Regions from separate parts of the Homo sapiens genome. Here region 1 is linked to region 2. Evidence: read pairs that join two places in POLR2A ChIA-PET (ENCODE). Cell type or tissue: GM12878. All regions are shown on one strand. Links, peaks and the distances in the headings refer to the core of each region. The heading gives the core; the rest is flanking DNA. Region 1 overlaps LMBR1 (limb development membrane protein 1). Region 2 overlaps RBM33 (RNA binding motif protein 33).

What was found. ChIA-PET counts read pairs that join two places held together with the same protein. Peaks named below come from ENCODE experiments on the same cell type or tissue, not always from the same donor. Only the 100,000 strongest peaks of a DNase experiment are listed, where the experiment ranks them.
Region 1: POLR2A ChIA-PET joins it to region 2 with 6 read pairs; 2 of 35 experiments call an interaction of 5 or more read pairs at or near these places.

What each region holds. Positions count from the first base shown.
Region 1 is chr7:156,779,592-156,785,880 of GRCh38, forward strand. All of the region lies in intron 5 of LMBR1 (limb development membrane protein 1), which reads right to left. Among named protein-coding and RNA genes, the nearest start is that of LMBR1, 110 kb to the right of the region's middle. RefSeq lists enhancers at 4,563-4,612, 4,913-4,982. In GM12878, for the core only: no CTCF peak of the experiment used is centred there; a DNase peak (open chromatin) is centred at 1,350; H3K4me3 peaks cover 437 bases; H3K27ac peaks cover 2,439 bases.
Region 2 is chr7:155,656,546-155,663,430 of GRCh38, forward strand. All of the region lies in intron 1 of RBM33 (RNA binding motif protein 33), which reads left to right. Among named protein-coding and RNA genes, the nearest start is that of RBM33, 15 kb to the left of the region's middle. In GM12878, for the core only: no CTCF peak of the experiment used is centred there; DNase peaks (open chromatin) are centred at 4,076 and 4,379; H3K4me3 peaks cover 1,245 bases; H3K27ac peaks cover 1,825 bases.

The DNA.
Region 1 (6,289 bases), core at 73-2,572, 1.1 Mb after region 2:
TTTTGTGCTGGTCAATTATACATTTAATTCACATCAATGAAGTGAAAATTACAATGTACTTACAAAAGCTCTATGGAGAAGCTGTCATGTTTCTATGGTGATGAACATTTAAACAAGGTTTTGCCTGGACATCTTGCCCTCCTGTAAGGGATGTAAAAACCACTTCATACACTATGTCTCTACCCATTAGGAAGCCTGGGAAAACTTCTACATTCACAGAACATTTAAAATAAATATCAAGCTATTGTTTTCACTTAACAAAAAGGGTCTCTCAGTAACATTAAAATAAGGTTTGCTCAGCATGGCATCAAGATTGCACCAAACATATACACAGTCATCAGGGGAAGATCGGTAGAAGTACTAATAAAGAACAGAAAATAAAAGCAGGTATTAATTATTTTATTTTAAGCCATGAAAAAACTACAAATAAGCATCTCTAGAGAGTGTCAAACATTTCTCCCTTTGCTCCCAAGTAATCATTAAGAGCATACACGAAAAAGCTTTGGTCTCACGTCAGAGAAAACGGCTTTGTGAAAAGCTTTGTTAAGGTCTATAGTAAAACAGTGAAATGTTTTTTAATATTAATATGCTATGCAGTCTATTTTATACACAAATATACTTAATGTGGTCTATACAAGATGAAAAAATTAAAACTATAAGATGCTCAAGCTGTTAAAGCTGGACAAAAAGAAAGTGCTTGGGGTAAGCTAAAATAAAAACACCAACATTGCCAGTTCATTGAATTAACATCTCCATTGCATTAAAATTTGTAGGCAGAAATTCCCCATGATATTAGACAAATAAAAATCCTCCAGATTACAAATGAATTAATACATGTTTTCAATATGTAAATGAAAGAACTGAATTATAAAAAGACTATGGTAACTAGATATCAAAATTTTTACACATAATTCTGAATTTGGGAAAAAAATATTTCTTAGTACACCAAATCACATCAAATAATTCACTGGTTCACTAGTAAGGCTCTTTTCTTCTATTTTTGTTCTAATAATTCTTCAGTTCAAAATTCATAGAAAAGAAGAAATGAGAACTAACACTTGCAGAGCTCCTACTAGTTGCTTTATACGTGCTTACTGAATCTTTGCAATATATTAAAAGGTAAATTTGATTACACATAACAAAGTTCACACTCAAAAGTGAAATAATTTGCCTGCATGCCAGAATTCACTTTCAATTCAGGTCTGTCAGCCCTCAGGGCCCTGTGCTTTCCACCCCTACCCTTCACCTCCACCCTTCACCCCCACCTCCCCAGTGACAGAAATAAGTCACAAAAGACAACACCACATGGAAATGAGGAAGTGGGGGAGAATGCTTAAAAGAAACAAGACAAACCTATGATTTTAGTAAAGGACCTAAAAGCTTCTTTTACTGGAACGTTAGTTTTCAGTTCCATAAAAGCAAGCTCATACTAAGGTCAAATGCTCAGTCTTGTAAGAAACCTGTAATGCAGAAGACCATCTTAGCCAATATCCACTTTCATTTCATGAAACACTCAGGCACAAACTCCAACAAAGATACAACAAAAGAAAGATCATTAGCATTATTACTTATTATTACAGTGAAACATAAAAGATATTAAGTTTTAAAATATAATAAAAAGCAATGCCACGTGACAATTTAGGTAATAACATCATATTGCTTATGTGGCAAATAATACTTTACACAAAAAGCACTAGAAATTCCAAAACACCACAGAAGATCCTTTATGACAGTGAACAAAATAGGAAAGATGTACATGAAAGCTTCCGGCTTCCTGCTCTCACTCCAGACTAGTCCCCCGTTAGCTCCTTTGGGCCCTTCTCTCCCAGGTTTCCACATTTCCTGCATCTCTCAATAAATAATAGCTACTTTGGGTGGGCAGGTATCAGTGCAGATGCATACATACATATTAGTATTTTATTAATATATTTATATATTTTTCCATTGAAAATCAGCAAGTTGGCATTTGGTTTTATGTATCAGCCTCTGTTTAGCTAATGTGAGCTGATCATCAAGGGATACAAATCACCCTTTTCCCTTTCTATTTTAAAATAAAAGTTTACTATTTAGCTTTACATGTCTATTAAATACCCATGGATATACTACCCAACTAGAACAAACATTACCATGACCATCCTCCCAACCAAGTCAACCTTCTGCACCAACCTACCCACAGGTAACCACAAAACACTGCCATGTTTATCATCCATTTGCGTTTTTTAAAATTGTGGTGAAATATGCATAACATAAAGTTCACCATCGTAACCATTTTTAAGTGTACAGTTCAGTGGCATTACTACATTCACACTGTTATGGTACCATCACCACCACCCATCTCCAGAATGCTTTTCATATTCACCAACTGAAACTCTGTACCCATTAAACAATAACTTCCCCCCCAATACACAATCCCTGGCAACCACTATGCTACTTTCTGTTTCTACAACTTTGACAATGCTATAGGTATCTCATTTAAGGAGAATCATATAGAATTTGTCCTTTTGTGACTGGACTGTTTAACTTAGCAAGGTTCATCCACGTTGTAGCATGTGTCATAATTTCCTTCTTTAGGGCTGAATAATACTTCATTGTATGGATATATCACGTGTGGTTTACTCATTATTCATCATACACAGTTGGATTGCTTCCACCATTTAGGTATTGTGAATAATGCTGCTATGAACATGGGTGTACATGTATGTGTTGGAGTTCCTGCCTTCAATTCTTTTAGATGTATATCCAGAAGTGGAATTGCTGGATCAGATGGTAATTCCATTTTTAATTTTTTAACAAATCGTCATATTGTTTTCCACACCAGCTCTTCCGTTTTACCTTTCCACCAACAATGCACAATATTCCCAATTCCTCCACATCCTTACCAATGCTTGCTGTTTTCTGGGTTTGGCTAGTAGTCATCCTACTAGGAGGTATCTCATTGCAGTTTTGTTTGTTTGTTTGTTTGTTTGTTTTTGAAACAGGGTCTCACTTTGTCATCCAGGCTGGAGTGCAGTGGTACAATCTCGGCTCCCTGAAACCTCCACCTCCCAGGTTCAAGCGATTCTCCCGCCTCAGCTACCCAAGTAGCTGGGATTACAGGCACACGCCACCATGCCCAGCTAATTTTTGTATTTTTACTAGAGACAGGGTTTTGCCATATTGGCCGGGCTGGTCTCAAACTCTTGGCCTCAAGTGATCCTCCTGCCTCAGCTTCCCAAAATGGAGGGATTACAGGAATGAGCCACTGGGCCTAGCCTCATTGTAGTTTTGATCTGCATTTCCCTAGTGATTAGTGATGGTGATAATCTTTTTATGTGCTTATTGGCCATTTGTGTATCTTCTTTGGATAGACTTTGGATGTCTATTCAGTTTCTTTGCCTATCTTGTAATATTTGATAGAGGAAGTTCCATCACCTAGTTCTTCAAAATTGCTCCGGCTATTCTTGGCTTTCTGCACTTCCATTAAATTTTTACTACCTGCTTGTCACATTCTATAAGAAAACTTTGCAGAATTTTTATTAGAATTGCAAAAACTCTAAAAATTATGAACACAGAATATCTATCAATTTATTTAGGTTTTCTTCAACATCTTTCTTTTTTTGAGACAGGGTCTTCCTTTATCACCAAAAGTGAAGTGCAGTGGTACAATCATGGCTCACTGCAGCTTCAAACTCCTGGGCTCAAGCAATCCTCCCACCTTTGCCTCCCGAGAAGCTGGGACTACAGGCATGCACCAACCAGGCTCAGTTAATTTTTTTTATTTTGTATTTTGTAGAGACAGGGCCTCGCTATGTTGCCCAGGCTAGTCTCGAACTCCTGGCCTCCTGCGATTCTCCCACCTCAGCCTCCCAAAGTGCTGGGATTATAGGCATGAGCCACTGTGTCCAACCAACATCTTTCAATAAGATTTTTTGTTTCCATTATTGTTTCCATAAAGGCTTTAAATATCATTCGTTAGATTTATTTCAACATACCTTAGGCTGTCTTGCTATTATAATTGATTTTCAGTTTGTTGCTGGTATTTATTGATTTTTTTAAATATATTAATCCTTGTACCCAGCATCCTTGTTAAATTTTTTTATTTGAATAATCTATTTTTAAATTCAGCTGAGCTTGACTTTCTAGTTTTATTTGCCGCTATGCAGTTTCATTAGGACTCATGTACAGGTAGTGCATGAAAACATTCCTATCCCTTCTAGACACTGCTCTTACCCATAACAGGAAAGAAAGAAGACAGCTCCTTCAATGGTGTAAGAGATCAGGCCATGTCAGCTCATCAACTTCATCATCAAAGTGTATGTGTAGAATTTGCTTCAGAAATGAAAGTCTTTTTTGTCAGATAATACCTTCGTAATTATCACTCTTCTTGTTGTATTTTGTTTATTTTTTGTTATTTTGGGTTTTTTTCTGTTTTTTTTTTTTTTACAGCATCACACTATAATACTAGCTTGCTTCTAAAAGTGGTAACCAGCTCTGAATGGTGTAGAATGACTCAGCAGCATGCATTTCTGGCAATACTGAGGACTAGATATCCTTAAGTTTTTCTGTTAAAGAAAATCCCCTAGATAATATATTAAAAGTCTCCTTGAAATATTTTTTGTCTACTAACTCTTTGAGTAATACACCGAGTTTGGGGCCTCTCACGGTGTTGGCTTTTCTCAAATGTTTGTTCGTCTTTGAATTCTCTGTTCATCTCCGTATTTAAGAACTCTTGTCCTGCTTGTTCTCCCTATCATCTCCTGCCTCTGATGATACTGAATTTAGTGAATAGATCTAGAGAGTGGACGGAGGCAGGCAGGACTAATTCTGGGAGCTGTCTTGTATGTTGGTGGACCTTTATGAGCATTAACATGAACTCTCACATCACCAGTACCCACGTTCACTACTTCAGCCCAAAGCAAATGCTACACTGCCTGCTGACTGCAGCTCCCTTCTCAGCACCCTGCTTCTGTCTGTCCCTTATGTCCTTCAGTAGCAGAGCCACATGGTTTTAATTCTCTTAAAGCCAGGTCAAAGGAGAACTTGAGGAGCGCAGACAATCAAAAATCCTAAAATCAATCTGTGAAACTGCATAATATCCTATGGGAAAATAAAATGAAATGTTAGGGTTATCTTTTATACGGGGGAAGTCAATTGTGTCTCTATTAGATAAAATTCATCTGCATTGCTCTCTACTTCCTCCAAGGTAACTCTAACTCTACACAGATGTAAAAGGGCCTAGGCAGTGGAAAGTCAGTCAAAGGCACATACTCCTCCAGGACCTGATAATCCCCAGGATCTACCACACAATGCCCAGGACTCCATTAACAGACACCTGCATCTCTTTTGCCCATCCAGGACTCCACTAACAGACATCTGCATCTCTTTTGCCCAGTTCCAAGTCTTGGACAATTTTTCCCGGCACCAGAAAAATATATGTACACAAGATGAACTGTTAAAGTAAGAAGGACATAAAATATAAGTACACACTAATTACAGTAAAACAATAATCCAAGTACAAATGTTGACAGGTACTTTGGAATGATACAAAACATGATTTGGGGCCAGGCACGGTGGCATACACCTGTAATCCCAGCTACTTGGGAGGCTGAGGCAGGAGAATCACTTGAGCCCGGGAGGCAGAGGCTACAGTGAGCCAAGATTGCACCACTGCACTCCAGCCTGGATGACAGAGCAAGACTCTGTCTCAAAAAACACAAAAACAAACAAACAAACAAAACCCAATATGATTTGGGGTTAACTGGAGTTCTATAAAATTGTAAAAATTAGAATATTAACGAAAATGCAATAGAAGGCAAGCTAAACAGTAAAAGTAACCAAAACCATCAGTGTAATATGCTTCACGCAAGCCAAATAAGACCCAGGAGAGGTAAACACTAAGAATCCTGACATACGGATGTATTCAGCAGTGGCTCGCAAACTTATAGGAATCATCTTGCAACCTTGAGAAGGAGTTTCTGAACGCTGCCTTGGAAAAAAATCTTCCTTCAACAGAACCTTAAGGTCAGGAGAGACTGACACAACTACAAAGCTTTGCCCTGTTTGCTACAGAGCAAAGGACAGAAGAAAAGACTTGGGCTCCATACCTGTAGAATAAATCTGAGCAGATTCAAGCAGAGACAATCTGAATCTTCCCAGAGGTGGAAACAAGGCCAAAGAATGCAAAAAAGTTAATAAAGAACTGAACTACTACTATGTTCCAGATAAAAGGTCAGTAAAGCTAACAGGTAGAAGAGGAGTCATTAGTTCAAGATGATGGGTCTCACAACACACACTTTTTAGCATAAAAGAT
Region 2 (6,885 bases), core at 2,835-5,334:
GTGTTTCAGTCAAAAAACATATCGAGTGAGACTCCATCTCAGGAAAAAAAAAATATGTGTATGTATATATCTCACAAGAGATTGAATGCAGAAGCAGATAGAAGAATTCAGCTGTTTTCTACAAAGTCAGACATTAAAGAGTTTTGGAAAACTAAAAAATATTTGTTTTATAGACTTTTTGTCATTAAAATATGTTGCATTAACATGTAATACTGATTTGTTTCTTAAGTTTGACTATTCTTTTTAAAATTATAGTCAGCCCAGTTTGTACCAGCTGACCCTTACCTCATTTCCTGTCTTCTTTACCCTCCTGCTCTAGTCTTTTCCAATAAAGGCCTTAAGTTACATACCATATATTAGTTTATTGGGATTACTGTTTGTCTTTTCTTACTAGAATGTAACCTACACAGGGTGAAGGTTTTTTTTTTTTTGTCTTGTATGTCAGTTGTCTAGAACAGTGCCTGGCATATATTATGTGGTCAAGAAATAGTTGTCGAGTGAAGGATACAGGTTTCATGACTCTTCATTTGTATTCATATTTTTTGCTTATCTTGCATTCTCTGATTTTGGAATGATTTCAACAGCCACTTTCCTTAGTATTTTATGGCGTCTCTCCTTTGGGAAAATACTTTAATTATTTTTGATGATCCTGGCCTCTAATTTTGGCTTTTGTAGATTTAACTCTGAAATTTCCGGAAAGTGCTACGTAGCACGATGGCAGTTAAATTTCCTTCCGGAGTGCCCGCGCTGATGCACAGTGTGAGATGAACACAGGGATTCCTAACCCTAGCTGTCCATCAGAATTAGTGGGAACTTTAAAAAGCAAAAAGAGCCCACTGAATCAAAAATCAGTGAGGAGGCCAAGGATTATATGCTTGTTAACAAGGTTATAATACTTGTTATTAGCTAGCCTGGCAAAAAGATGTTCTGGTTTCAGCAGAATTAGATGCTCTTTTTTTTCGTTTTTTCTTATTTTGGTCTCACTGTTTTGTCCAGGCTGGAGTGCAGTGGCCATGCACAGGCATGAGCATGGCACACTACAGCTTCAAATTTCTGACCTCAAGCAATCCTCGCTTCTCAGGCTCCCAAGTAGCTAGGGCAACAGGCTCCAGCCACTGCACCCAGTGGATGCTCTAATTAATTAGCAATGTCTGCCATGGATGATTGTGATTAAGTACTAATTTCTTCGCTGTGTCTTAATGAGAAAAAAGTCACAAGCTAAATTTTTAGCTTATAAAATATTGGGATTTTGCTTCTGTTTTCATAGATAGGGAATGCTCCTTGTTTTCATGAAGCATGACTTTTGATGTTTTAAAATTCATTAAGAACTATTTTTTGGCCTAACGTGTATCAGGGACAGTGCATCCTCTACATTTAAAAATAATGTATATTTTGCACTTGTTGGTCCAAGTACCCTGTATTGGCTGTTAGGTCTAGTTGATTTATAGTATTTGAGTCCTCTATATCCTTATTAATCTTTTACCTGGATTTCATATTTGTTGAAAGTGGGGTGTTGAATTCTCTAAGTATTAATGTAGATCAGTCTCTTTCTCCCTTCATTTTTGTCAACATTTGCTACATCAATTTTGGTGTTCTGTTTCAGTGCATATATGTTTATAATTGTTATATCTTGATGAATTGACCCTTTGATCGGTATACAGTATTCCTTCTTTTTGAAACAATTTTGGATTTAAAAATATTTTATCTGATATTAGTGTAACTTTGCCAGCTGCCTTTTGGTTACTATTTGCGTGAAATATCTTTTTCCATCCTTTCACTTTCAATTTATTAGTGTCTTTGGGTCTAAAGTGAGTCTCTAATAGGCAGCATATAGTTGGATTTTTTTTTTTTTTTTTTTTTGAGACGGAGTGTCTCTCTGTCGCCCAGGCTGGAGTGCAGTGGCGTGATCTTGGCCCACTGCAACCTCTGGCCCACTGCAACCTCCGCGGGGTTCAAGTGATTCTCCTGCCTCAGTCTCCTGAGTAGCTGGGATAACAGGCGCTCGCCACCAAGCCTGGCTAGTTTTTGTATTTTTAGTAGAGACGGGGTTTCACCATCTTGGTCAGGTTGGTCTCAAACTCCTGACCTCATGATCCACCCGCCTCGGCCTCCCAAAGTGCTGGGATTATAGGCGTGAGCCACCGCGCCCGGCTGCTTGTTTGTTTTTAATCCTCTCTGCCAGTCTGTGATGTGACAGAAGGTAGTCAAGTGGGAAATGCCAGATGCCAGTCCTTCCAGTGGAACAACTATTGACCTGGCAAGAACTGTTGGAAGCAACCGTTTTGGAACTTGAGAACCTAACATTGGTTTTCATCACTGATGGGCTGGTACAGAGGCTCTCTCTGTTATTTTCATCCCCCTCTGCTGAAGCAGTTTCTCCTCAGCTTTGTTCATTTTTCCTTTTTATTGGATGCAGGCATTTAAGGAAATCTACCAGGTCGCTGGTTGATTAGGGAGATAACAGTAGACAGACTTCAGTGACCACACTTAAGGAATATAATAAATAGTAGTTTTAAAAAGCCATTAAACAAATGGACAGCAACCTTCATTGTGTAACAGCAGCAACTCTGGGGAAGGAGAATCTGGTTTCTAGAGTTACTACATTGCAATGTACAGAATATCCAGTTTTAAATAGTAAATAGTAAATAAAATACTACATTGTATAGAAAGAAGCCTGAAAGTATGGCCCATTCATAGTAGAAAAAGAAATAGAAACCACAAGGATACCCAGACATTGGATTTACTAGACAGATGCTTTAACCTTCTTAAATATGCTTAACGTGCTTTAGGAAACTATGAACCAAAAAGCTAAAGGAAATCTGGAGAATGATATATGAAGAAGTAGAGAATATTAATAAAGAAATTATTAGAAGGAAACAACTTCTGGAACTCAAAAGTACAGTAGCTAAAGTAAACTCTTTAGAGGGGATCAGTAGCAGATTTGAGCAAGCAGAAGAATCAGCAAACTTGAAGGTCAATTGAGATGATCCCATTGGAAGAGCAGAACGACAAAACAATGCATAAAAATGAACAGAGTCTAAAGGACCTACGGGACACCACCAAGTGTACTTATATACACATAGGAGACCCACGAGAGCAAGAAATTGACAGAAAAAAAATCTGAGGAAATAATGGCTGAAAATTGCCAAATTCATATACAAATATATAGCTAAAAGATAGGAATCTATACATCCAAGTACACCACACACTGGATATATTAAAACAACAGAAATTTATTCACAGGTCAGGAGACCGGAAGTCCATATTAATGTACCAGCAGGGCCACACTCCCTGTGAAGCCTCTAGGGGAGAATCCTTTGCCTCTTCCAGCTTTTGTTGGCTTCCTGCATTCCTTGGCTTATGGCAGCATAACTCAAGTCTTTGGCTTCACATGACCTTTCTCCTCTGTATGTGTCTGTTTGTCCCCAAATCTCCCTCTCCTTATGTAGACATCAGTCGTCATTGAATTTAGTGCCCTCTTTAATATCCAGTGTGATCTCATCCGAACTTGATTATATCTGTAAATAGCTTTTTCAGTTTTAGAGACAGGGGCTTGCTCTTTTGCCCAGGCTAGACTACAGTGAGTCAGTCATAGCTGACTGACTACACCCTCTGCCTCCTGGGCTCAAGCAGTCCTCCCACTGCAACCTCCTGAATGGCTGAGACTACAGGTGTGCACCACCACACCCAGCTAAGTTTTAAAGTTTTTTGTAGAGGTAGGATCTGGATATATTGCCCAGGCTGGTCTTGAACTCCTGGCCTCAAGCGACTACCTTGGCCTCCCAAAGTGTTGAGATTACAGGCATGAGTCACTATGCTCGGCCTTGTTTCTAAATAAAATCACATTCACAGGTGGCAGAAGGAGGGGTAAGACTTCAGCATATATTTTTTGGGGATACAATTCAACCAGTTATAAGCAGTTCTGCCAGCAACAGATTTCTTCCTGTTCTGTTCATCTGTGAATGTCTTTATGAAAGATCATGTTGGTGGATTTGGGACTCTTTGAGCACTTTGAATAGGTCATCTTACTGCCTCTGGCTGCTTCTGTTTTGATGAGAATCAACTATTGCACTTCCATTGTAGGTGATGAGTCATTTTTGTCTTGGTGCTTTCAAGGTTTTTTCTGTGTCTTTGGCTTCGAAACATTTTGACTACGTTGTGTGTGTTTGTAAATCGTTGAGTTTATTATCATTTGAGTTTGTTGAGCCTTCTGGATGTATAGATAAATATTTTCCAGTACCTTTTGGAAGTTGTCAGCCATTATTTCTTTGAGTATTTTTTCCTTCTCCTGTCTGTCCTCTCCTTCTGGTGCTCCCATTACACGTATATTGTTGTGCCTCCTGATGGCCCCACATTTCTTTGAGGCTGTGTTCAGTTTTCATTTTCTGATTTCTGTTCTTTGGATTATGTCATCTCTGTTATCTGTTTTCAAGTTTACTAAGTCTGCTAGTTCACATCTACTACTGAGCCCCTCTAATGAACTCATTTTAGTTATTTTTCAATTTCAGAATTTCTATTTGGTTTTTAAAAATAATTTCTGTGTGTGTGTGTGGTGTGTGTGTGTGTGTGTGTGTGTGTGTGTGTGTATATATATATATATATTTTTTTTTTTTTGAGACAGAGTCTCACTCTTGCCAGGCTGGAATGCAGTGGTGCAATGTCTGCTCACTGCAATCTCTGCCTCCCTGGTTCAAGCCATTCTCCTGCCTCAACCTCCCGAGTAGCTGGGATTACAGGCATGCATTACCACACCCACCTAATTTTTGTATTTTTAGTAGAGACAGGTTTCACCATGTTGGCCAGCATGGTCTCATGATCCCCCTGCCTTGGCCTCCTGAAGTGGTTTTTTTTTTTTCTTTCTTTTTTTTTCTTTTTTTTCCCAGACAGAGTCTTGCTCTGTGGCCCAGGCTGGAGTGCAGTGGTGTGGTCTCGGCTCCCTGCAACCTCTGCCTCCTGGGTTCAAGCAATTCTCTTGGCTCAGCCTCCCGAGTAGCCGGGATTACAGGTGTGTGCCATCACATCTGGCTAATTTTTGTATTTTTAGTAGAGACGGAGTTTCGCCATGTTGGCCAGGCTGGTCTCGAACTCCTGACCTCAAGTGATCCACCTGCCTTGGCCTCCCAAAGTGCTGGGATTACAGGTGTGAGCCACTGCACCTGGCCTGTTTATTCATATTCTTTATTTGACCTGACACTGTCATCATATTTTCTTTCGGTTTTTTGATCATGGTTTCATTTAATTCTTTGAACATATTTATAATGGCTACTTACAGATCTTTTTCTATGAAATCTGACGCCTGATCCTCTCACATGCAGTTTATGTTGCCTGCTTTTTGTTGTCGTTGGATTATAGGTTATATATCTTCTTGTTTCTTCCATATCTTGTAATTTTTTGTTGAAGTCTGGACATTTTAGATAATATGTTGTAGCAACTCTGGGTGCTGGTCTCCCTGTTCTCCCACCCCTGGGCTAATTACTGTTATTTGCTTCTTCACTCCTTTGTTGACTGGCTGGGTTATTTTAATGAAGTGTTCACCCCTCCGCCGAAGCTTCTGATGTTGCTCCGCAGTGACCACAGCCTTGGGCATGCCCAAGGATTACCCTGGGATGGTTGTCATGGCTTTGATTGTCTCTCTCTGAGCACACCTTCCGTAATGCTCTGGGGCATAAATTGCTTTATAAATTGAGCCCATCACATTCAGGCTCCTTTGAATGGATACTGTCCATGGTTCGTGTTTGAGATTTGTTCTGACCCAAGCAGGGGCCCTCCTCACCTGTCTGTGTCCCCATTTCTCTCCAGCACAGCAGCTCATCTACATTCTGGCCATATTTCCAGCTGCTTTTACCACTCTCTTCCCAGTTAGCTCTCACCAGAACTCTCCCTCACTGTTTTTGGGAGCACTCTTTGGCTTGAAGTCAGTTTCTTTGGAGAGTTTTGGAGCACTCTTGTTCTAAATGTCTGCTTCCTCACCCCGCCCCCCCCGCTCTGAGCCACAGCATTTGTGCTGTGGCTGTGGACAGTGGTGTACCAGTCTCTGGGTGATACCCTTGCCTTAGGAGCTGAGTGCCTGGGAACTGGGGGAAAGCAGCAGCCCCAGGTCTCCTCAATTTGACTTTCTTGGTGTGGGACCCCCAGCCCTTGACCCAGGGCAGGGGTTCTCTGGTTCCAGCAGTGTCTGTTCCATGAGTGGGACCTGAGTGGAAGAAAGGAGCCCACATGTCTCAGTAACAGTCACCCAGAATTCAGCCTCAACAATGGGTAGGTGGGGGTGGGATGGAAAATGCGGACGAGGTCCTTGTCCTCCAGCTGGGAGCTGAGTGGGGAGGGCGTCCTGTGTTCTTGGCTGCACTGGTCTGGAGTGGAGTCTTAGCATTACTGAGTTTCAAGGATGAAGAGGGGTGGGTCCTGGTTTAAAACCCATTAATTCTTGCTGCCATTCTTGCCAGATTTTTGGTAGATTTCTGGAATAAGTGTCTTTTCATTTGTTGTATGTCCTTAGAATTATTCTTAGAGACTTTAAGTAGTTATTTTATAAAACAGTTTTCACCAGGCTCACAGGGAGAGGACCCATGGAGCTCCTCATTCTGTCATATTGGAAGTGGAACTTCCTGAGGCTATTAATTCTTTAATGTCTTTAATTCTTGGATTTTCTTTTCTTTCTTTCTTTTTTTTTTTTAAAGCACTTGTTCTGTTTGGTAATTGTATTAGGCCATTCTCACAGGGCTATAAAGAAATACTGGAGACTGGGTAATTCATAAAGAAGAGAGGCTTAATTGGCTCATGGTTCTGTAGGCTGTACAAGTGTGGTGTCAGCGCCTGCTCAGTTTCTGGGGAGGCCTCAGGGAGCTTTTACTCATGGTGGAAGGCCAAGCAGGAACAGGCACT